3 separate regions of the Mus musculus genome follow, and all the other regions are linked to region 1. The links are chromatin loops, found by intact Hi-C in ENCODE. Cell type or tissue: left cerebral cortex. All regions are shown on one strand. Links, peaks and the distances in the headings refer to the core of each region. The heading gives the core; the rest is flanking DNA.

The links. Hi-C counts contacts between places; a loop is a spot of excess contacts. Peaks named below come from ENCODE experiments on the same cell type or tissue, not always from the same donor. Only the 100,000 strongest peaks of a DNase experiment are listed, where the experiment ranks them.
Region 2: a loop joins it to region 1, with 11 times the contacts of the local background. A loop is called at or near these places in 4 of 42 quality-filtered maps.
Region 3: a loop joins it to region 1, with 6 times the contacts of the local background. A loop is called at or near these places in 4 of 42 quality-filtered maps.

The regions. Positions count from the first base shown.
Region 1 is chr1:81,073,040-81,081,099 of GRCm38, forward strand. It overlaps Nyap2 (neuronal tyrosine-phophorylated phosphoinositide 3-kinase adaptor 2), which reads left to right and starts at 4,368. Exons shown (of 7, transcript NM_001356397.1): 1 at 4,368-4,854. In left cerebral cortex, for the core only: no CTCF peak of the experiment used is centred there; DNase peaks (open chromatin) are centred at 3,439, 3,982 and 4,231; H3K4me3 peaks cover 1,439 bases; H3K27ac peaks cover 1,698 bases.
Region 2 is chr1:81,175,287-81,183,346 of GRCm38, forward strand. The region is part of intron 2 of Nyap2 (neuronal tyrosine-phophorylated phosphoinositide 3-kinase adaptor 2); the gene reads left to right. Among named protein-coding and RNA genes, the nearest start is that of Nyap2, 100 kb to the left of the region's middle. In left cerebral cortex, for the core only: no CTCF peak of the experiment used is centred there; DNase peaks (open chromatin) are centred at 3,274, 4,101, 4,649, 5,255 and 1 more place; H3K27ac peaks cover 2,383 bases.
Region 3 is chr1:81,282,825-81,290,884 of GRCm38, forward strand. The region is part of intron 5 of Nyap2 (neuronal tyrosine-phophorylated phosphoinositide 3-kinase adaptor 2); the gene reads left to right. Among named protein-coding and RNA genes, the nearest start is that of Nyap2, 210 kb to the left of the region's middle. In left cerebral cortex, for the core only: a CTCF peak has its summit at 4,548 (motif pointing left); a DNase peak (open chromatin) is centred at 4,471.

The DNA of each region.
Region 1 (8,060 bases), core at 2,027-4,526:
TTTTTTTAAAGTGTGAGAATAGCAATAACTATATCTATGAAACCTTCATTAAAAATAACATTGGTTCAAACAAACACTGGTATCTATGTGTGTTATCTTTCTTACTTTTTTTTATTACCATATGATAAGTCCACTGAATGTGTTAGTCCCCAGATGTTTAGTTTTGTGAGCATTATATTATGAATCATTATTTGGTCACCAGATACCTGGACCATGCAATGCTTGTAGCATACACAGCACACCAATTTGATAGAAGTCATCAATAAGCCTTCTGCTAACACGTAGGCTTGTGCAGGCAGAATAAAGAGGGGCAAATCATTCTCATTCTTTCTAGATTCTCTTGTCTTGCTCATGCTAGGTGTCATAGACAATCCTATTGGGTGTAAAGGAGATTAGGTTTTGGATTTAATGAATAACTTCATCACAACTGGGTTTCATCTCCCTAAGCTAATTAGAATAAATAATAGAAGAAATATATATCAGAGAAAATACTGGAAAGGCTTTGTTGAAAAAAGAAAACAAAACAAAACTTTTTTCAAGACTTTAAATCTGCCTGGTGAATCTTGAAATTAGGCAGATGTATTGTTCTATCAATTATGAATTCTACCATCTATGTCATGTTTACTCATAAAGGCTTTCCTCCTGTCTAGTTGGTTTATAGTATAAAGCACATTTCTAGAACTCTTATACTTCTCTTCTTCTGTGTTTATGGAAGAGGTCTACTTAAGCCACAATGCTCCAAATCCTTTCATCACTACAACAAAAAAAGGGGACTTTTCCCTGACTTAAGAACTTTGAGCACTGAAACATCCAAATATGTTTTCCTAAGAATACCAGAGAAACTTAGCCACTCTGTGAAGATAGAAAAAAAAATTAAACCATCATATAACTATAACGTTGAGATTGTTGGTTTGTTATATATATTCTTATTATAAGGATTTTCAAGTTTAACTCTTCCTGAGGTAGAGTTCTCTGTAATAAAGCACATTTGTCTAAGATTATTTGAAAAACAACATGAAAACATTCCTGTTTTATTCAGTGGTATTTGAAGAAATAGTTCTAGGCACCAAAACTCAGAGATATCACAAGCTCCTCGACACTAATACATCTCCAGATACAAAGTTGTCCAATTATAACACACTGTGGTTGGAATGAATATATTCCATGAGGTTGAGCATATGAACATGATGCAACATGATTTCAAGGTCTTCATTTGTATTGTGGAAGGATAAGAAGTAAAAGGAAGTAAATGAATGTTGGAAAGAAAGGAGAAAGCAAAGAAAGGAGGGTGAGGAAGAAGAAAGGAAGAGAGAAGAAGAAGAGGAAGAAGAAGAAGAAGAAGAAGAAGAAGAAGAAGAAGAAGAAGAAGAAGAAGAAGAAGAAGAAGAAGAAGACAATGAAGGAGAAGAAGACAATAAAGGAGAAGAAGACAATAAAGGAGAAGGAGGAGGAGAAGAGAGGGAAAATAAGTTAGAAAAGAGAGAAGGGACAACCAATACCATATAATTTCCCAAATTGGAAATGTACAATTTTAAGGACTAAGTGGTATATATTTCATATCTCTTCTTTTGAGCTTAATACTCCCTCTTTCTCTTGGAAATGTAGTGTTTAGCCTTGGCAGGCCTCTTTTATGCTTGACAACTTTGCATCAACCACTACTCACTGTTTTTGAATTGTGCTATACAATGACAAGAAGAATTAGTGACTTGGTTTCTATTCCTGATCATCTGGTGTGTATAGCAAGTCATTTCATTACCTGAGAACTGTTTTCCCATATATGTACTGGGATTTCCTCCCTCTTTTAGTCATTGTCACTGCGGTTCAAAGTAGATTCATCTAAACGTGCTTAAATTATCAATCATGATAAAAATATTTCCACTCCCTAAATGTCTCTCAAATTATTTTGTATTAAAAAAAAACTTTTCAACTTTGGTTCTGTGATGAACTACTACTTTTATGAGAGCACTTTGCTACCAAAAAAAAAAAAAAAAAAAAAAAAAAAAAAGCCCCGACATATTAGTAAACCTCTCCATCACAGTATGGGAGCAGATGCTAGATTGTAAGTGGTACTTGAGTCTGTTTACTGGGATGTGATAAGATTTTAACACAAGATGGGGTGGCTGGGGAAGGGATGAGCAAGGATTATATGAGAAAGACACATAGAATATGATCTTTCTCCTTTCCTACCTATGCTTTCCTCCATTCTCTGCATCTATCTAATCTTCCAAAGAATTTCATTACATTAAATAGAAATCATATTCTACTCACAAGCTAGATAAACAAAAACCTGGAAATTCATTCTTTAAAATCCACATATACATATACTCTATTTATCCCTCATATATACTATATGTGTTATATTATATTACATACATCATGTAATATATAATATAATATATAATGTGTATAGTATATAATGTATATAATATATGATATGTAATTGTGATATATTATGTAATGTGTAATATATAATATGTAATATGATATATAATATGTAATATATCTACTTATATTAGGGATATATAGAATAATATTATGCATTGGATTTATTTTTCCCAAGTTTAACTTAAAAACAAATATATAAAATCAAAGGACAGTCCTAGTTATTATTTAAGTATTAGGAAGCTGACCTGAAGATTACTGCTTTTATAATTGGCTGGTGCATAAAGATATTTTCATAAGGAATTACTTATGAATTGATATATTTAATTCCAAAGAAAGCAACTTGCAAGCCGAAACTATTTCCAGTAAAAGTTAATGGGTGAAAGTGACCTGAAAATTGTAGAGACCACTGTGCAATAATATGGACATATTTTCTCACTAACTGGTATATTATTTCCATAGTAGTCCTCCCCCTCTTCTTTCTTTCTTAATTTCTTCCCATCCTTTCTTCATTCCTTTACTTCCTTTTTCTTCTTGTCTTATCATAATATACAATAAGATCCTGAAATCATCATATCCATACAACATATTTTTTAAAATATATTTTTGTCATTTACTCTGAGGAAACACAAGCTTAAAAACTGAATATGTCTGTCTGTCTGTCTGTCTGTCTGTCTCTCTCTCACACACACACACACACAAACACAAGTACATAAATATATTGTGTATGTGTGGGCAGAAGTATATACACACGTGTCAATCACAGTGCATAGCATAAGCTATATGCATAGATTCAGTGGAATATTAAGAAAAGAATCTAGAGTCTCTTTGGGGAAGTCAAGAAATACAATGACTTTAAATCATTTCTGCAGTGAGTCTAAAGGAGATCGGAGCACATATGCCGTAATCACTGTACATTTGATTTTGGTTAAAATGTTATAGTACAAGTGAGACCTTTGTTCTGTGTACGTGCCCTGTGCACGTTCCAAGTGGGCTAGTTTTATTCTCATGCCATGGGAGCAGGTGGCATGAAGCTGTTTTGATGAGGTTAAAAGGCTCCTCCCCCCATTCCGCAAGCAGCAGCCTGAAGTACGTCAGCAGTAATTGTGTGCATGGCTCTCCCGTGCAGGATGGGTGGAGGCAAAATTGATATCAAATAAGGGCATCAAACTGAGATCTGAGAGTTCCGTTTAAGTTGTTACTCGTTTTTATTAGCCCCACCAGAGTGAAAACCTTATAACTTAAATATCCTCCATACAAGAACAATAATTCTGATAGATTTCAATTTTTTTTTCTCCAAAAAGACTGATTTCGTGCTCTGTAGTGGATGTAAATGAAGAGGTTTCTTTATCCTCATTTTCTTTTATTATTGATAAATCAGACTTTAGTTCAATTAGATAAAAGAGAGAGGTTCTCTTGTTTGGACTTGAGGCCTTTAATGAGGATGGGAGCCCCTGGGGAGCCGAAATCGGTTCTGCTTTGGGGGTTTCTTGCCATTTCTTTAGTCCTTCTTTCCTTTCCAGTGGGCCTAGGGTGTGGGAACTATCCAAGGTGCTAGGATTCTGGCAGCTCTGCTGCTCAATGCAGGCAGATTGCAGAAGCTGAGATTACCGCTTATTTGAGAAGGTACGTTCTTTGTTTCAGAATCCCTGATTAATCAGCAGCAGCAGCAGCATCAACAGACTAAGGCAGCTGGAGAGAAGAGAGAAAGAGGGAGGGACGGAGGAACGGAGGGAGGGAGGGAGGGAAGGAGGGAGAGAGAGAGAGAGAGAGAGAGAGAGAGAGAGAGAGAGAGAGAGAGAGAGAGAACACACCAGAGCCAGCCAGCGCAAGCTGGTTGTCATGGGGGAGGGACGATGCTACCAGCCAGGCTTCTCCAAACCTTCTGTATGTATGCAAGGAGAAAGAGCATCTCTGGGGCTGAAAGGAGACATTTAGAGAGGATGTGTCTGATTTTTGTTTCCATTTATTTTTTTTCTTCACAGAACATGATCAAATGAGGTACCTTAGCCAGCTTGGTGACTGCTTCGGGTCTTGTAATCATCTGTGTAGCAAAGTGGGTAAAATCATTCAGTTTCGTCCCTGCTGGACCTGGAAGGAGAGGGGCTGTGCGCTCATCCCCACCCATTAGCTATGCCCTCTTTTCTCCGAATGTCGATTTAACGAAGCAAGCACCTGTCTTCTGCCACTGCCTCTTCCTTGCAAACTTTAAAAGGCATTTTATCCGATAGAAAGAACAACGAAAATGCTCTGATCTCTAGTGATGAAGAATCTTGGATTCGACACTTTTCACATCCAGATATAATGCACTTTAATTGAAGAAATACTGAACTGAACCTACAAGTCTCTTTCTTATGGTGCTGGATTACTCCTCCCGAACTGCCCCGAGACCAGCCCTGAGAGAGGGCTCTGACAGACCCAACTCACCTCCTGACTATTCCACTTAGTTCTCCCCCGGGGACTTAATTTTTGGTATGTATCTCATTTTTCAGATTCTATAAGCATGCTAATTGAATCTAGAACTAAGGAGAGGAGGCAATTGATTATGAAATGGGATGAATTTTAGTTAGGGATACTTAATGCTGAAGTTTGCATGTTTTATTAGGTGGAGCAGAAATAAAGCTGCAACACGGGCATCCACACTGTTAGTGAGCCCCTGGCTATTTTTAATCCCGTACCCACTTCGTGATTACCATGGAAATGGTAAATGGATTTTCATTAGTAAAATAAGCCATGTTGAATTATTAAAAGAATTGGAAGTATTTCCATGTCATTAATTACTATTCGCGTTGTGCTTGCTGCTATTTATCTTAATTCCATATCATAAATATTTTACAATAGGCTCAGTTCACTGGTGTCAGCAGTGAGAGCCCAGTTTTGCATTTTCAGAAAGAAAGATATGTACTCTACCAAAACATTTCCAAATTGCTAGATATACTTTGAAGGTGAAATTGCTTATTTCTGGCTGATTCCAAATAGACATTTTTTTCCAGAAAATGTGTTTAAATACAAGCCAATATCTGGAAGGTGTCCTTAGTCTTACCAAAATGTACATCTGCAGTAGAACTTTAGGTGGCCTTGCTTAACTTGGGACATGTACTTATTTCATTGAAATAACTCCAGTATAATTTTTCAATCTACCCAGGAGTATTTTCAATACTTGGAATATTGGCACATCTGGGAAAATATTGTATTTTAAAATGTTCATTTTTACTGAAGAATACTAAAGTTGTTTTTGTAGTAAAGTAGTACATTTACTTTTCTAAATGTAGTGAAAAATATAAAGGTATTTAATGGAAGAGATTAAAGGGTGTAATTATGATAAATTTAGTATCTATGAATTTATATTCAATTAGCAGAGAGTAATAAAATAGAGAGCAAGAACAAAAACTCAATCTCCTAAATTTTCATATTTTGGCTATGCTCCAATTCATTGATGTATTATAAAGCATCAACTTAACAAAGAGAAAACAGGAGTCAGACATGTACAAATGGTTTTGTTTTTCTTTGGAAAGTAGAACATACTTTTTTTCTAATATAAAAGATAATTTATATTAGGCAAAAATATAATATAAAAAGATAATTCTGTGAAGGACATTTAATAGTTAGGGAATTGTGAAAACAGACCTTTGAAAAATACTACAACTTTGCAAAAGACTAGAAGAGTTGTGAAACTTGAATGGTTTGTAAAGTTGTGTAGAAGTGTCAAAATCTCAGGGTAAACAATGGTGCCTATTGTTTAAAATCAATCAGTCAGTCATAGACTCCCAACTCAATTAGATGGCTCCCACTCTAGATCCAGTCAGCAATTTATTAAAGTCACTGTATCTGCTTTGCAAATACTGCCTTGTAAGCGTCTGGAACCAACTGGCCCAAGGCTCCACAAATTCCCTCAGCCACTGGCTCTTTGCTTGAGCCTCTGATATAAGAGAGGATATATGCAATGTTTTAAAACCTTTGGTAAAAGACACCATGACAGGCTAGAAGTTAGGGAAATGGCTGGTACATGATTTTATTGCACTTGTATGATCTATGCCCACTTCCCAATTTGGGGGAGGGAAATGGAGGAGAAAAACTCACTGCAAAGAAATCTGCTTTTGAGGAAGAAGTAATCAACGCCTTTGTAGTTACTCCTGCAGGCTTTCTTGGTGGTAACTTCTTTCCCCGTTTTGTGCAGAACAGCTGCATTTTGAGACCACTGAGAGTGAGAATATGCACATGACCATGTGTGGGATGGGAAACAGAATTCCAAGCACAGATCAAAATATCTGACACTAGTATCTGATAGCCTTAAGACTCTCATTGCAAAGACAAATGGACATCATTGGCATGGCTATGGGTCTTAACTCTGGTATCTAGTTTTGAAGTCCTACTCTGAAGTTCAATTTTTGCATATGTGTTTAACATATGCATGTGAAGCCTGACTACTACATATATTTTCATATGCAATGTGCGTTCTGTGGTTTTAGATTGGTGTAAGTGCATGCAAAAAAAAATGTAAAATGGTCTTTATACTGCTGAACAATGAATGCAGTATCCTAACAACAAATAGTCAAAATCACCTGGGAAGACTTTCATTGGACCTAAGCCCCTAGCATTCTCCACCTTAGAGAAGATGCAATTATTGGAATGGGAAGGGAAATGAAATTTTAATTACTAAAATCCCAAGAACTCCATATAGCATAAGACTAGTACCATTTGAAAACCTCAAAAATATATGAAGAGTGGAAACTAGGAATCTTGCATGATCCTCAAATAAATTAAAAGATAAACAGGAAGAAAGGGTAAACTATACATCCCTACATCATTTATTCTCTTCTATGCATATGATATTTCAGAGGATCACAAATCACATTCTGACAACAGCATAAAGTAAATTTTACCTTATGCTGAACATAAGATTATCTAGCAGGATTCACTGTGGTCTAAAATACAGAATACCTTATGAGACTTTAAATACAGGGAAACAATTCACTCCCAATTCAGATGTGTTTTTCATTCTTAAATACTCAATATAGGTGGCAAAATTAAGATTAAAGAAGTTGTTGCCACTTTGTATCTTGGAAAAGCTCAGTCTCCTACAAAGAAGAGCTTCATTTTAGAAATTTGGGGTAAACAGTTTAGGAAGGATAAAAAGTTTAAAAAAAATTCCACTCTTGACTAGGAAACTGGTAGACTTGGTGTACTCAGAGGATGATGGTACATATGAAACTCTGCACTGGGTAAGGAGTACTATTATCTCACTGAGTGAGTTTGTGCTTCCACCAATTCCATCTCTACAGAGCTGAAGTGGTAGATAGTAAGAGAGGAGGTTATACCAATTTAAGGTTTGGTTCAGGATTTTAAACAAAGGGAAGAGAGATGCTTAGACACAGATGAAAGAGAACCACACAGTGTGAATATTCCTTTGAATCTCTTTGTGTGACTTCTCTCACACACCAGTGTGTGCCAACTCAATTGCACCATGAGTCGGCAACAGAGGAAATAGCTCTGAACTGATACTACACACAACGGGTTTCTTCATTGGTAGATGGAAAATATCACATAATCATGTGATCTTGGTGAAATTTATATGCATTTACTTTCAAAAATACTATTTAAATGTCTTTTTAGTGCTAAGTATTACATAATGGTTTGGATCTTGAGTTTTTGTTTGATGAAAGTATCAGCTACAAAAA
Region 2 (8,060 bases), core at 3,161-5,660, 100 kb after region 1:
ACATGATGCTGAGTTCAGAATGTCTCTGTAGTCTGTTCTTTGAGGTCACTGGCCAGGCCAATTAGGATCGTTCATTGTCCAGTTGGGAATGATGTTGATTTTCTTTATTTTTTATGTTTGTAAGCAGTGAACAACTGGAATAACTTCCAAAGTGGAGCTGTCCCATCTAATTCCCAGGACCTAGGAGGCAGAGGCATGCATATCTCTCTGAATTCTAGGCCAGTCTGGTCTACAGTGTGAGTAGAAGTGAAAATGAAATTTCATTTTCAAGGCTACATTGAGAAACCCTATCTCAAAGAACAAAACAAAACAAAAACAGAATAAAACAAAACAAAACAAAAACCAAAGCAAAACAAATAAACCAAAGAATTACACTCTAGAACACTCTAGAAAGCCTAACCTTTTTTTTTTTTTCAAGAAAGGGTTTTTCTTTCTCTGTATAGCCCTGGCTGTCCTGTAGCTCACTCTGTAGACCAGGCTGGCCTCGAACTCAGAAATCCACCTGCCTCTGCCTTTGCCTCCTGAGTGCTGGGATTAAAGGTGTGAGCCACCACGCCCGGCAACCTAGCCAGTTATAATAGTATTTCAAATAGCCTTTATTTAGTCCCTTCCACAGAGAAGTTCAAGGTCATTATATTAACATCCTCTTTCTAGTTTCTACTTCTACAGTGATAGGAAAAAAAAAAAAAGAAAAGAAATGGAAACAAAAGAAAAGAGAAAAGAGAAAAGAAAAGAAAAGAAAAGAAAAGAAAAGAAAAGAAAAGAAAAGAAAAGAAAAAGGCTAGCTAAGCTCAGTTCTAGAAACTTGGCAGATTCTCAAACTATATTCAAAGTTTATGTTAGTTTTCATAACACAAATATAATACCATGTTCCAGAACGTCCTCATCTTGGGTTGAATTGTTGAAAAAGGTCTCCCACAGTATGAAATTGTATAAATGACATTTAAACTGAATCAGGACATCATGACTTATTTTCCATGTACCTTCCCTTCTCCAAGCCAGAGCACTTGAAGGAGCATGGAGATCTTATTTGTGTATTGAACTAAGTAATGTTTTAATTTTAGAGTCTAAAGTACCATAGGTAATTACATATGTTAATCTTAAAAGCACTTGTCATGTTTTAAGTAAATCCTAAAGATGATGGAATTTGTTCAGGCCTTAATAAATCTTAAAGAGGGTAGAATTTGTTTGGGTCTTAATAAGAACCATATCATAGGCCTGACTCTAGAAATTTAGAATGGATGAAAGGAGATTTTACAGAGTTATGTAATATTTGCATAGGCTCTAATTCTACCTAAACTAATAAGAGAGAGGGGGTGGAAATAGGGGAGCGGGAAAAACAGAATGCCAGGATCCAGTGTTTTATAAACAGGCTTATTTTGCACAGTGTTGAAGGCTGGGAAACCCAACATCATTCTCCTAGTAAAGTCAGTGTATACAAGGAGCTTCCTGGACCTCAGAGAGGTCCTGCTTCCTGGTCTACAGGTGACCTGCTTCCTGGATCACAGAGAGTCAAATATTACTATGTATCCATGTGGCAATGAGGGATACCTGTTCAGTTTTCTTTAATAAGTACACTAATACATAAGAGATCTCTGCTCCTCTTGCCTATTTGTCTCTCAAACAGCACTTCTAAATGCCTGCAGTCTGAAGGTCGGCATTCGCATGATCTGTTTGAGGAGATGAAATGGGACACAACACTCAGTCAACTAAGCACCTATTATCAGCCATCCAGGGAGGTACTCTATAAATGACTTATGCTTTTTAAATTTATTATAGTACCCTGGATAAGTGTTTGACCACTATATAGATTATTATAATTGAGAATTGAAAAATATTTTCCTCTTATCTAAATTTAGATAATCATGAAATATACAGGTAATTTCATGTTTCTTATTTTTTTATGGTAAAGAATTTTTGGATATAGTTGAAATATTCCATCAAGAGAAGGAAATTTGATGCTCAATACTTTTAAATACAACATGTGGAACTAATGGAAATAATTTCCTGTCTTTGGAGCAATTTTCTGTTTTTCTTTTTCCTTAATTTATCTTATCTTTTCTGTAATAGTTTATTACAACAGTGAATGAAATGGTATATAAAAGCCACATTTTAACACCTGGTGTAAGCTTCCAAGAAGCATCAATAGACAGACAGACACAGGAAATTGATGTCTGGAAAAGAACATTGGAGAGTGAAGATATTAGAAGCAAAATAGCAGAAAACAGATATCAGAGGATATGAAGTGCTGAAAATGAATATTTCAGCCCAAGGCAGGAAAACCATGGATGGTGGCTTTGAATGAGCAAGTGGGGCTCAGGGATGACATTATGGGTAATGGTGTGTGAATAATTTGGAAGAAAATATGAACACAGCTTAATTTTACAGGGGCTATGTTTCCACATCAGAAAAGATTGTGATATATATATCTCCAGACAGTTAATTATTTCAAGGCATAGTATTAAAATAAGAAGGATGTAGCAATGCACTAGTTTTCTATTCAATGTTGCTTTTCTGCATTGTATCATGCTTAAACCAGTTGCCTTTCCTGTCAAGTTATCAGCCTTGTTTCCTTAGTTACAACTGTCTGGAAAATATCATCTTCGTTCAGTTAGGACTCCCTGCAACACAGATGTTGCAATACTTCAACATTATTGCTCTAAAATAATAAAAATAAAATTTAGCAGTTGACATGCCTGAAGCATCTTGGATTTGATCTAGTTTCCAGCATAGTTAAATCCAAGGTCTGAAGAATTCTGTAACATGGTATCCCATTAATATCCCCCATTTTCAAAAGAAAGGCCACAATTTCCAACACAGTGCTTGGGGGGTCACCATGATCTGCCCAAGACGAAGCATTTACTGGTCATGGTGACTAGAAGCTCTGCTATCAACCTGTCTAGGAGGGAATACTAATGCTGAAGAGAAATGGTGTATGTTCACTCTAGAAGCCCACCACTTGACTATTTCCTAGGTAGACTTCCTTTCTTTGTTTTCCCTTCATTGAGCAAGGATTTACTTACATGATGACGAATTGTAATTTCGAACTTTATGAGATCTAAAGTCACCTAGGAGGTAGTTTTCTAGGGATGCCTTTGGTGTTGTGCACATTTTATTGCCTGTGTGTGTTGCAGGGGAAGGAGACGCGCTCATTGTAGGTCTAGCCATTCCCTGTGGGGATGCTGGATATGGATTCATTGTTTTTCAGTTTCCTGATTATGGATCTGAGCTTCAAGCTCCTACTATCTTAACTTCTCCACCTCTGTGAATCTTAACTTCAGTTGTGAGCCAGAATAAACCCTTTTTTTCCTGAACTTGCTTTCCTGGGAGTATTGTATTATGACAACAGGAAAAGAGAGTAAGGCGGCTGTGGTTATAAAAGAGAAGCGTCGTTTCACACAGCTGAAGATGGGTGATTAGGAACAGCTACTGTGTTCACTGGTCCTGACTGCCTGTACCGAGTATGGAAATGTTATTTTACAGTTATCAGCTGCCAAACATTAAGGCAGACGTGAGAAACCATGCCTGTTTCTGCCTTTCAATTTGAGGCATTACTTTAGCCTATATGTGATGTATTAGCCTCATGACTTTTTTCAATGCCCAGTTTTCTTAAACACAGACAAGTGTAGCTGTGCCTCATAACAGGAAGAGGCTCTGCTTTTGAGCAGGAGTATTCTATTAGAGTGGGCTGGGCAGTGTCTCAGAATGAGGCAGGGGTCAGCATGTACTCCTGTGCATAGAGGGAAAAGGTACAAAGAAGAGCACATCAAATACTGACTCAATAGGCATTCTTTTCCTGAATGAAGTCAGAGTGTTTGTGCCTTGGTATTCATGATTCATTCACAGTGAAATACCAATGTGAAAGAACCCAGGGTTAACCAGAGCAATGACTTGCACACAAGCAAACTTCACTGTTGTTATAGAATTGTTGCTCCTTTTTCTTCAAATGTGTTCATTTAGTTTATGGTTGGAAATTTCCCAGCCTTGTTACCAGATAAGCAAATAGAAAAGATGTTCCAGTGCCTCAGGTGTTTGCAAAAGTAGAAATACACTAGATTCGGAATCAGTACTGGAAATGGATTTCTGAGCCTCACTGTGCCGAATCACAGCTGAAAGTATCTACTAAAGTAAGCAAAGACCTTACTCTATCCCTTCTTCTGTTTGCCTACTGCTTCTCTAGACAGACTTTTAGAAAGATGTATGTGTGTATGTGCACAGAGAGAGGGATTCTGTTTTCTTTTTGTCTTTTATCAGTTGTTACCAAGTATGTCTTTATTACAAAATACTGGTATGTTTGCTTCGAAATTATGCATAGAAGAAGTCATATACCTCTGTCACATTTAAAGTAGGCATCTGATCCCAGGAACTCACCTTTCCCAAGAGTTTGTTTCTATCTGAAAATCAGCCGTTCTCAAACACACCAATGAGGATAGGCAGAGGATGAGCATCCTGGAGATCAGAACACTTTCAACGTTCCTATTTCTCAATTTTCTTCTTCAATCATAATCACAGTGCTTTGAGAAAATGAAGCAAGCTTTTGAAAGTGTTCAGAACAGAAGGCCTCTATTTGCTCTAGGATGTCTTGGTACTTACAGTTAAATATAAGATTTTGTTTTGATTTCCTTTGCATGAAGAGGTTTTTTGGGAGGGCGGGGGTTCTGTGGCACCATATGCTGTGCTTTACATATGTGGACTCACCAGGGAAGTGGTGATCTTCTTAAGAGAATTCAATAGGACAAAACTTAAAAGGAAACGCTTTAAAGCTAAGAGTATAGATATGTGCCGAATATCAGATTTATGCTACAGGCACTTTAGAGGTGCACTCAGGTATAGGCAATGAGTTTATGGGACCAAGATAGTAGTTAATAAATTTAAGAAGCTGTAAAGTATGTGTGATATGTATGTGTATGTATGTATGTATGCATGTATGTATATTGCTCAAATGTCCAGGCCTGTGCATTAGACAATATCTTCTTCTTTGCATGTGTTAGTCATTTAATCTTATTACTGTAAGAAAATACTTGGCAGCTTGAGGAAGTAAGGGGTTTTTTAGTTCATAGTTCTAGGTGCAGTGCATCATTGAGGGAATGCTATGGCCCCAGTGGAGTAGCATGGGGCAGCTGGTCACCTTGTGCCTCTGGTTATGGTATATTTGAATGCTACTCTCCATCTCTGTCTCCTTTTCATTCTTTCCAGAACTCCGTCTCAAGGAATACTGCTGGTCACATGTTAGGGTGGGTCTTTCCACTTCAACCAGCATAGTCAAGAAAATCCCTCACAAGCATGCTCAGAGATTTGTTTAAGTCCTGTCAAGTTGGCAACTAAGATTAACTGCCACAGGATAGAAGTTTAAAAGTATGTGACCCACTATTTCTAGAATAATCCATTACCCTTTGCTTTAAGCTACACTTTATTCTCTGTGTTTTATGGCAGTCAGACTGACTAAAGACAATTTGATCTTACTTCCACTGTGTGAGAAGCAGCAGACCTGTTTAAATTCACGATTATGAAACTTGTTTTTATTTTTATAACATAAGATGTGTCAGGCTTAGTCTATCTTGAGTACTGGAGTCTTACTGCAAATGGTTTTTTTTTTTTTTTTTCTTCAGCCCACGTAGCTTTCACTCTGAGCCAAGGAGTCCTACAGTAGAACTGGTTTCTCGCTCTCCCACTGTCACATATATGTTGAGTCTGAAACAGGGGAGTGACCTATTTACAAGAGCATTTCTTCTTTCTGAGCCTCACATTTGTTTTTATGCTTTCTTGTTGTGACTAGTTTGCTTTCTGAGTCCTATGGGTTGTATCACCAATAGTGGACATTAGAATTCAGCGGATCACTCAAAGGGTTCCCAGGTTCTTGTGTCCCCAAGCAAGGAACTAAACCCAGACACACAGTTGCATCTGAAGCAGGTTATTATAGAAAGATGCACTTCCAAGAAGGAAGAGATTCTGCACGAAGAGAAACTCCTGGATCTAATGGTAATTCTGTACAAAAGCCAGTACTCGGGCTGCACTCTGAAAGCTTTGGGGGCTCATCTGTCTGGTGTGGACTTTTCTGCACTTGTTGTTTCTTGTGCATCTATATTTAACATCCCTGCCACACGTATCATTAGCATCTTAAAACTCCACCCAGGAATGTGTACATTAGTATCATAATGAGGGTTGGAGTTCCTGCTTATTAGTAGACTGCTGACATGGTATGTGTAAAGCCTTACATTTCCCCCTTAGTACAGCAAAAGGTAAATAAACAAATAAATTAAAAAGTATTTCTTTTTAATTTTTACAACAAGCAATAGAACACCTTCAGACACTCTGGAGTGTCTCTGTGCCTACATCATTGATTTGATTTAGTGAGGCCAGAATTGTTCCCAGCCCTCTTCTTTTCCAAATGTTTTTTTATCTCTCTCTTATTTTTTTTATTACGTATTTTCCTCAATTACATTTCCAATGCTATCCCAAAAGACTCCCACACCCTTCCCCCCACCACTCCCCTACCCACCCATTCCCATTTTTTGGCCCTGGCGTTCCCCTGTACTGGGGCACATAAAGTTTGCCTGTCCAGTGGGACTCTCTTTCCAGTGATGGCCGACTAGGCCATCTTTTGATACATATGCAGCTAGAGTCAAGAGCTCCTGGGTACTGGTTAGTTCATAATGTTGCACCTACAGGGTTGCAGATCTCTTTAGCTCCTTGGGTACTTTCTCTAGCTCCTAAATTAGGGGCCCTGTGATCCATCCAATAGTTGACTGTGAGCATCCACTTCTGTGTTTGTTAGGCCCCGGCCTAGTCTCACAAGAGACGGCTATTATCACGGTCCTTGCACCAAATGCTTGCTAGTGTATGCAATGGTGTCATTGTTTGGAGGCTAATTATGGGATGGATCCCTGGATATGGCAGTCTCTTGATGGTCCATCCTTTTGTCTCAGCTCCAAACTTTGTCTCTGTAACTCCTTCCATGGGTGATTGTTTCCAATTCTAAGAAGGGGCAAAGTGTCCACACTTTGGTCTTCCTTTTTCTTCAGTTTCATGTGTTTTACAAATTGTACCTTATATCTCACTATACTAAGTTTCAGGGCTAATATCCACTTATCAGTGAGTACATATTATTTGAGTTCTTTTGTGATTGTGTTACCTCACTCAGGTCCAAGCATTTGCCTAGGAATTTCATAAATTCATTCTTTTAATAGCTGAGTAGTACTCCATTGTGTAAATGTACCACATTTTTTGTATCCATTCCTCTGTTGAGGGGCATCTGGGTTCTTTCCAGCTTCTGGCTATTATAAATAAGGCTGCTATGAACATAGTGGAGCATGTGTACTTCTTACCAGTTGAGACATCTTCTGGATATATGCCTAGGAGAGGTATTGCGGGATCTTCCAGTAGTACTATGTCCAATTTTCTGAGGAACCGCCAGACTGATTTCCAGAGTGGTTGTTCAAGCTTGCAATCCCACCAACAATGGAGGAGTGTTCCTCTTTCTCCACATCCTCGCCAGCATCTGTTGTCACCTGAATTTTTGATCTTAGCCATTCTGATTGGTGTGAGGTGGAATCTCAGGGTTGTTTTGATTTGCATTTCCCTGATGATTAAGGATGTTGAACATTTTTTCAGGTGCTTCTCTGCCATTCTGTATTCCTCAGGTGAGAATTCTGTGTCCAGTTCTGAGCCCCATTTTTTAATGTGGTTATTTGATTTTCTGGAGTCCACCTTCTTGAGTTCTTTTTATATATTGGATATTAGTCCCCTATCTGAATTAGGATAGGTAAAGATCCTTTCCCAATCTGTTAGTGGTCTTTTTGTCTTATTGACGGTGTCTTTTGCCTTGCAGAAGCTTTGCAGTTTCATGAGGTCCCATTTGTCAATCCTCAATCTTACAGCACAAGCCATTGCTGTTCTATTCAGGAATTTTTCCCCTGTGCCCATATCTTCGAGGCTTTTACCCACTTTCTCCTCTATAAGTTTCAGTGTCTCTGGTTTTATGTGAAGTTTCTTGATCCACTTAGATTTTACCTTAGTACAAGGAGATAGGAATGGATCAATTTGCATTCTTCTACATGATA
Region 3 (8,060 bases), core at 3,161-5,660, 210 kb after region 1:
CCTGGCCTGACCTGAGCCCAGATGGGAAAACTTCGTTACTATTTCCAGAGTCCTCCTTCTCCGTAGGCTGTACCACCCTCTAATCCTGCCTCAGCTTATTGATCATCAAATTTTTTTATTGACAGGTGATGCTTCCACATAGTACAAAAGAGATTATTCCTACATATTCCTGGCTAAAACTATGGGCCAAAGATGTGTATAACATGTTAGTATGTGACATTAAAGTGTTAGTAAGTCGACAAGCTTCTATTTACCTCAGATGACAGAACAAAGAATGAGCCCATTCACTAATTAATTAATTGGGACTACTACAGAATCATAAGACAGAGGTTACTGACTGGACTATTAATGATCTGAAAATAGCTGCATCACAGAAAAATTACACCTAAATATAGGGGTGGGAGTGACCTTCCTAAAGCTTTATAGCTAGAGTCTCCTCAGTTAATTATCCACTTGTTATATATGTCAGTACCTCAGGAGACACCGTAAAGCTCAGGGAAGATGACACACAGATGCAAGGGGGTAAAGGGTGTGAGGGAAGGAGTGTCTAGAATCCCAAGTGAGTCTCTAGTGGCCTTCTCCACTCCCCTGTCTATCCACTATAGCTAGTTTTAGCTAAGAACCCAAGGAGCTAAAGGGATCTGCAACCCTATAGGTGGAACAACATTATGAACTAACCAGTACCCCGGAGCTCTTGACTCTAGCTGCATATGTATCAAAAGATGGCCTAGTCAGCCATCACTGGAAAGAGAGGCCCATTGGACACGCAAACTTTATATGCCCCAGTACAGGGGAACGCCAGGGCCAAAAAGGGGGAGTGGGTGGGTAGGGGAGTTGGGGTGGGTGGGTATGGGGGACTTTTGGTATAGCATTGGAAATGTAAATGAGCTAAATACCTAATAAAAAATGGAAAAAAAAAAAGACTGGCGACAGCATAGTATGACTAGAGGAGAGCATTTCACAAGTGTGTTTCCACAGATCAAGTCTGGGCTTTGGGGAGCTATGCAGGTCATATCTCTGTTGGTTCTGCCTGGCAAATAAGCAAAGACACAGAGCAATAGTTGTGAGCTCTTCAGGTGATAGACCGCCAATCCTGGGGGGCTTTCTTTTGAGCCTTGGAAAGCATCCAAAGAAGAGAGATTTTCAAGTTCAAATATGCCCTGAAGCCACAGAGGGGAGAAGTCAGCTAACACTGTGCAGTCAATAAACTTTTTTCCAGTATTTGTCTCTCCCTTGATGGGCACAGAGATTGCATTTCCAGCACTAGGCCAGAGGCTCAAGCAAGGAAGAGGACATTATTCTTACTGGTAACATGCTCTAACAGCCAAGGAGAAGTTTCTTTAAATGATGACCAAATTCTTGATTAATCAAGTCATTTGGATGTTTAGGTTATAGCTCATGATTATTTTTTAACTTGTATAAACTGAATGGTCTCCTTATAGTTTATTTTAAGTGTAGTGTGTGTGTGTGTGTGTGTGTGTGTGTGTGCATGCACATACACCACATTTTTGCAAGTCTATGCAGAGGCTAAAGTGCTTTAGATCCCTTAAAGTTACAGGTGGTTACCAGCTGCCTAGTTAAGATTCTGGGTACCAAATTCAAGTCCTCTGGAAGACAGAATATCAAGTACTCTTAACTACTGAGCCATTTCTGCAGCTACAAACTGAATGAGTTTTTGTTATCAGAGTGAAAAAAACAAAACACTAAGCTTTGGCCTATGTATGACATATGTAATAGAAAGAATTAGACAAATGAAACTCAATTTGTGCACACAAAAGAATGTCATGATTTTTCTGTGCTGCCTTGTTTTATGTCAACCTGACATTGACTAGAGTCATTTTGGAAAAAGGAACCTCAGCTGAGAAAATACCCCACAAGATTGGCTTGTGGGTCAGTAAGCCTGTGGTGATTTTCTTAACTGATAATTGATGTTTCAGAGTTAACCTATTGTGGGAGGTGCCAGCTCTTGGCAGGAAGTTCTGGAATGTATAAGAAAGCAAGCCAGTTAAGAAGCACTCCTTCATGGTCTCTGCCTTAGTTTCTGCACCCAGGTTCCTGCCCTTTGTGTTTCTATCCTGCCTTCCCTCAGTGATAGACTATGCTATAGAACCATAAATGAAATAAATCCTTTTTGTCCTAGTCAGTCATCAATCGGAGGAGAGTCCCTTGGTCCTGGGATGGTTCTATGCCCCAGTATAGGGGAATGCCAGGGCTAGGAATGGGAGTGGGTGAGTTGGGGAGCAGGGGGAGGGGGGGGATGGGATAGGGGATTTTCAGAGAGAAAACTAGGAAAGGGGATAACATATGAAATGTAAATAAAGAAAATATCTAATTTAAAAAAAGAGAGAAAGAAATCCTTTCTTCCCAAGTTGCTTTTGGTTAAAATATTTTATCACAACAATAGAAACTAAGGCATTTTCTGTTTGTATATAAGGTTTTATATGTTTAAACAAATATTTTAAATATTTAAATAGTTACAATACTTTAAAGAACATAAAATTCAAGATAATTAGAAAATTTTAACTAAAAGCCTTACAAATGATATTTAGCACACATTATAGGACCAAACCGGATTACCTCTGTAGATTTTTTGTGTGATATACTTGAAACAATGTTTGTGTGTGTGTGTGCACATGTGTGTTGATTTATTACATTTGATATCATGTCATATCTACTTCATAAGAATCTACACATGCATGGGCAGGAGTTATTAAATAGTTTTTAAAATAATGCTAAGGCTCAAATAAAAGTGTGTAATTTTCAGGATTCTTTGGCAAGTATTATTTTCAAAACAAAGAACAGACTTCAGGTTTTTGAATTTCAGTGGAGTGCTTGTTTAATGACTTATTCAGTGCAACATTATGTGTGGAAAGCTGAGGGGGGGGGAGTTATTAATGGCAGAAATAAAGTCTAACCACAGTACTTCCTTGGGAGCATGTTGTCTGACATTCTGATGACCCCAAGACTGAGCTCTCAAGGCTAATTAGGAAGAATTACATTTAAGCAAGAGGACCGAGAAGGGCTACGGCTTACGATTGGATATATCACATTGTACAGGGGCTAAAAGGAGGTCAGAGAGGCAGCCCATAGCCTGTGTTTGTGATTTGACTCTTACCTTAAAATGTCAGGAAGCCATTTATAGATTTTTAAACCCAGGACTTATGTAATCAAGAGGAGCCTATAATTTATCATCCTCCTAGACCAAGAACAACAGAATTATGGAGATAAATCTGCTGTCCCAAATGGCATGCCTTATAAAACCAAAGGAGAAATGTTTTCTTTGCTCTTTGGTCCACACAATCTTTGTTTCTGTCACTAAGTGAAAGATGCTTGTGGCTGACTGTGTTGTGTTACCATATCATGTTAATTCTTGAAAGCTTGAGCAGCCTGCTCATGCATGTGTGTTGGTTGTTTACCGAAATACAAAACAAGAAAACGATATATACTTGGATGAGTATTGACTCTTCCCACACATCTGTAGGAACTGCACACATCTGTAAAAACCGCAGGTCCTGGGGTGATGAGAAGGTGGCTTATGGCATCTAGGAGCTCATTCTTGCTTTTCCAGGGGCTGACAGTAAAAGCAGCATTTAATAAACTGGGACACACATCTTTGTTTTCTAATAGTTTTATGTAATTTCCTTTAAGCTATTATATTCATACTCCAACTTTGGGGGGAAGTAAGGTGCTAATTACAGCTGCAGTAGAGCAGTCTGAAGTCCAAGAACTGGGTGATATTGACTTCTCTCTGTGCTTGCCTATGAGAGAGTACCTGCCCATGAAGCCAGTCTTACCTCATCTGTTTTATAATATCAACCAGCTACTCACCACATTCTCCCCCTCTTTGTTCTCCCTTCCCTTCTTTTCCTCCCTCCTCTTCCTGTCTTCCTTCCTGTCTCCTTCCCTCCTTCTCTCTCTGATAGTAAACATTAACAAATGGAGGTAATTCCGTTTTATAAATGTGAATGATAAAGTAATTCATCACACATATTATTTTGTATGCATATATTTTGCATAAACTTGATTTCCAATTTAAAACACACACACACACACACACATACAATGTGATGTTGTATAATACAGTGATACTTTGAACACTACAGAAAAAATTGCAATTTGGTCATAATTTCATTCTTGAAAAAAAACAAAAACAAAAAAAACAAAAAAACCCTGTATTTCCAGCTAATCTTAGTTGGGTCTCTTGAGAATTAACCAGCCATAGATAGTTCATCAGCTGATTCAGAGGGTAGTTCTTTTTTATTTGTCTCAGTAAAATATCAGAGCTGCCCAAGAACCTTGAAGGCAGTGTGCTGGCACATGATTCCACCCCAACCCTCTGGGGATGCCCTTTATGATAATGCTCCTATTGGCAGCCCTTGGCTATCCTTGGACAGGGCCCATGGGTACACTACACCAACACCACTCACAAAGAACACTCTTGCTGTTTCTTTGAAAATCCATAGAAGACATTACTTACTATAGCAGAAGGCTCAGTCTGACTTGTGTTAAGGCTTTTGAGACTAGTGCAGGAAGCTTGTTTTTACTGCCATCTACTGTTACCAGAGAGGAACTACAAACTCCAAATCAACTTTCCCTCCTTCCCTCCCTCCCTGCCCCTCTCCCCTGAGTGCTCTAGCTCTTGCTGTCTCACCCTCTCCCTCCTTCAATGGGAAGACTTCATTTTAAAGAAAGATTGGAGACTTTTAAAGAATGGAGAAATTTCAATTTTATAAATATGAACTATAAAACAGATTTTACATTCACCTCCTTTGAAATATGGTTTAAAATAATTTGTTTCATATTGTATTAGCTACAGTCCTCTGCTCTACCAACTGAGCTATTGAAGGCTCTGGCTGGCTAGATGGCTCAGCGGATAAGAGCACTGACTGCTCTCCCGAAGGTCCTGAGTTCAAATCCCAGCAACTGCATTGTGGCTCACAACCATCTGTAAGAGATCTGATGCCCTCACTGTACTCATATACGTAAAATAAATGAATAAATCTTTAAAAAATAAGTTGTTTCATAAATACTCAATTAGTTTTTATCAGAAACCAGTGGTGACCATGCTAGAGTTAAACATCTGAAGGAACTCCAGCCACAGATAGGTAGTTAATGAGGAAAGAATATTTAAGTGGCCTTTTTCTTAACTGTGTATACTCCTCTTCAGTACCCTTCTCAAAGTCAGTAAACAGTAGTATTTGGAAGGGTAGTTGCAATGGTTTTTCATATCAATAAACTCACCATAATGTTGTCATATTAAATGCCATCTTTTTCTCTTGGTCTGCAGAGCACTACTTCCACTTACCATGATTTATAACCTATGTACATAGCAAGCATCAATTCTCTAAGAAGGTCCTAAGTGCAGTTCTGCCATATACTGAGGCATCCCATTATAAAATCAATATATTACATCCACTAATACCGACACTGATCTCAAGAAAAGCCTCCAAATGCTGTTTTTTTCTCGAGCTCATGGTGATAGATCCATGTATTCAGAATTAATTTTTGCCTGAATGTGCAATTTACTACTATCATTGCGACAATAGACAATGCCAGATACCTTTTTGAACCAATGGAATCGCTGCATTAATTTTCAAGAAAATATTTGTCACTTACACAAGCCTGTGGGGCAGAAAACAAAGCATCATGGGACAGTTTGGTACCTCTGCTATGATGGGCTTAAGTAACAGTGGGTTTGAGCATTACTTTGGGGGTTTTGATACATTGCTGGTGGAATTGCAAGCTGGCACAACCACTCTGAAAGTCAGTCTGGCAGTTCCTCAGAAAATTGGGCATAGTACTACCTAAAGATCCAGCAATACCTCTCCTGGGCATATACCCAGATGATGCTCCAACATGTAATAAGGACACATGTTCCACTACATTCATAGCAGACATATTTATAATACCAAGAAGCTGGAAAGAACCCAGATGTCCCTCAACAAAGGAATAGATACAGAAAATGTGATACATTTACACAATGGAATACTACTCAGCTATTAAAAATAATGACTTCATGAAATTCACAGGCAAATAGATAGATCAAGAAAATATCATTCTGAGTGAGGTAACTTAGTCACAAAAGACCACACATGGTATGTACTCCCTGATAAGTGGATATTAAACAAAGAGCGTGGAATACCCATGATACAACTCACAAACCACATGAAGCTCAAGAGGAAGGAACACCAAAGAATGGATGCTTCAGTCTTACTTAGAAGGGGGAACAATATAATCAAGGGAAGTAGAGGGCGAGAGGAACTTGGGAGAAACAGAGGAGGGGTAGGGGGAAAAAGAAGGGGCAGAATCAGGTATGGGAGGAGATGGAGGAGATGTACAGAGGGTCAGGAAATTGAACAGAAGTGTATAGCAATGGGGGATGGGGAACTCGGGGGTAGAAACCAGAAAGTCCCAGATGCCAGGAAAGCAAGAGCCTCCCAGGACCCCACGGGGATGACATTAGCTGAAATAACTCACAAAGGGGAGGGAGAACCTGTCACAACCATATCCAGAGGTTAGGCATGGCTCCCCTGGTTGAGGGATGGGGCCATCCACCCATCTCCAAAAATTTAACCCACAATTGCTCCTGTCTAAAGGAAATACATAGACAAAGACTGGAATAGAGACTCAAGGAAAAGCCATCCAGAGACTGCCCCACCTGGGGATCCATCCCACATGTAGACATCAAACACCTACACTATTACAGATGCCAGGAAGTGCTTGCTGACAGGAGCCTGATAGAGGAGCTGTTTCCTGAGAGGCTCTGCCAGAGCCTGACCAATACAGATGAAGAGGCTTGCATCCAACCATCAGACTAAGCGCAGGGACCCCAATGGAGAAGTTAGGGGAAGGACTGAAGGAGCTGAAGGGGCCTTATCTGGCATCAGTGGGAGGAGAGGACCTTGATTCTGTGAAGGCTTGATGCTCCAATGTAGGGGAATGCTAGGGTGGTGAGGGGGCAGTGGGTGGGTGAGGGGACACTTTCATAAAAGCAGGGTACAGGGGGGGATGGTGTAGGGGAGTTGCAGAGGGGAAAACAGGAAAGGGGATAACATTTAAAATGAAAACAAGCCAGGCAGTGGTGGCACATGCCTTTAATCCCAGCACTTGGGAGGCAGAGGCAGGTGGATCAAGGCCAGCCTGGTCTACAGAGTAAGTTCCAGGACAGCCAGGGCTACACAGAGAAACCCTGTCTCAAAAAACAAAAACAAAAACAAAAATAAAAAAGTAAACAAATAAAATATCTAATTTTTAAAAAAGGGAAAAAGAGACTGCTCATACATTCATAAAAAGAGATGCGAGCTCTGCCAGGGCCAAGAAGCGGGAGTGGGTGGGTAGGGGAGCAGGGCAGAGGAAGGTTATAGGGAACCTCTGGGATAGCATTTGAAATGTATATAAAGAAAATATCTAATAAAAATAAATAAATAAATAAATAAATAGATAGATAGATAGATAGATAGATAGATAGATAGATAGATAGATAAATAGATAAATAGATAAATAGATAAATAAATAAATAATAGAGTCTCAGGAACTCTGCTATAGAGTAAACCAGAGTAACCCATTAAAGCAACCAGGTTGAATGAGGCTCTTGCAATGGACTTTGGTTAACCACATGTAGCTCTGTAGAGGCCTGTAATAGTTATTAACGTAGCAGTATAGAAGCTTATGCCATACAACTAGAACATGCCATTTCCATTTATATGTCTCTAATAGGGCATGAAATTTATAATAACTGCTCACACTTTCATGTTTGCTCATTAACTCATTACAAAATCCACTGAAATAAAAATAAAATGGCATTAGTATCATGGCCAATTTTAATTTTAGTTTTTCAGAAGGAAATTTTTTTTGCATCAACAAGTTAAGTGATGTGGCAAACCTACCACTTTTTTCTACTACGTGATTCTGAAGCTGTGGCCACTATATTTTTTTTTAATAATTGGAATGGATTTTATTCCCAATATTGATGAGATGAAAAGGAAGTGATTTATTCATTGATTTTTCCATAGTTAAATTTCATAACACAAAATGAAATTTCTACCCACCTGGCAATTTAT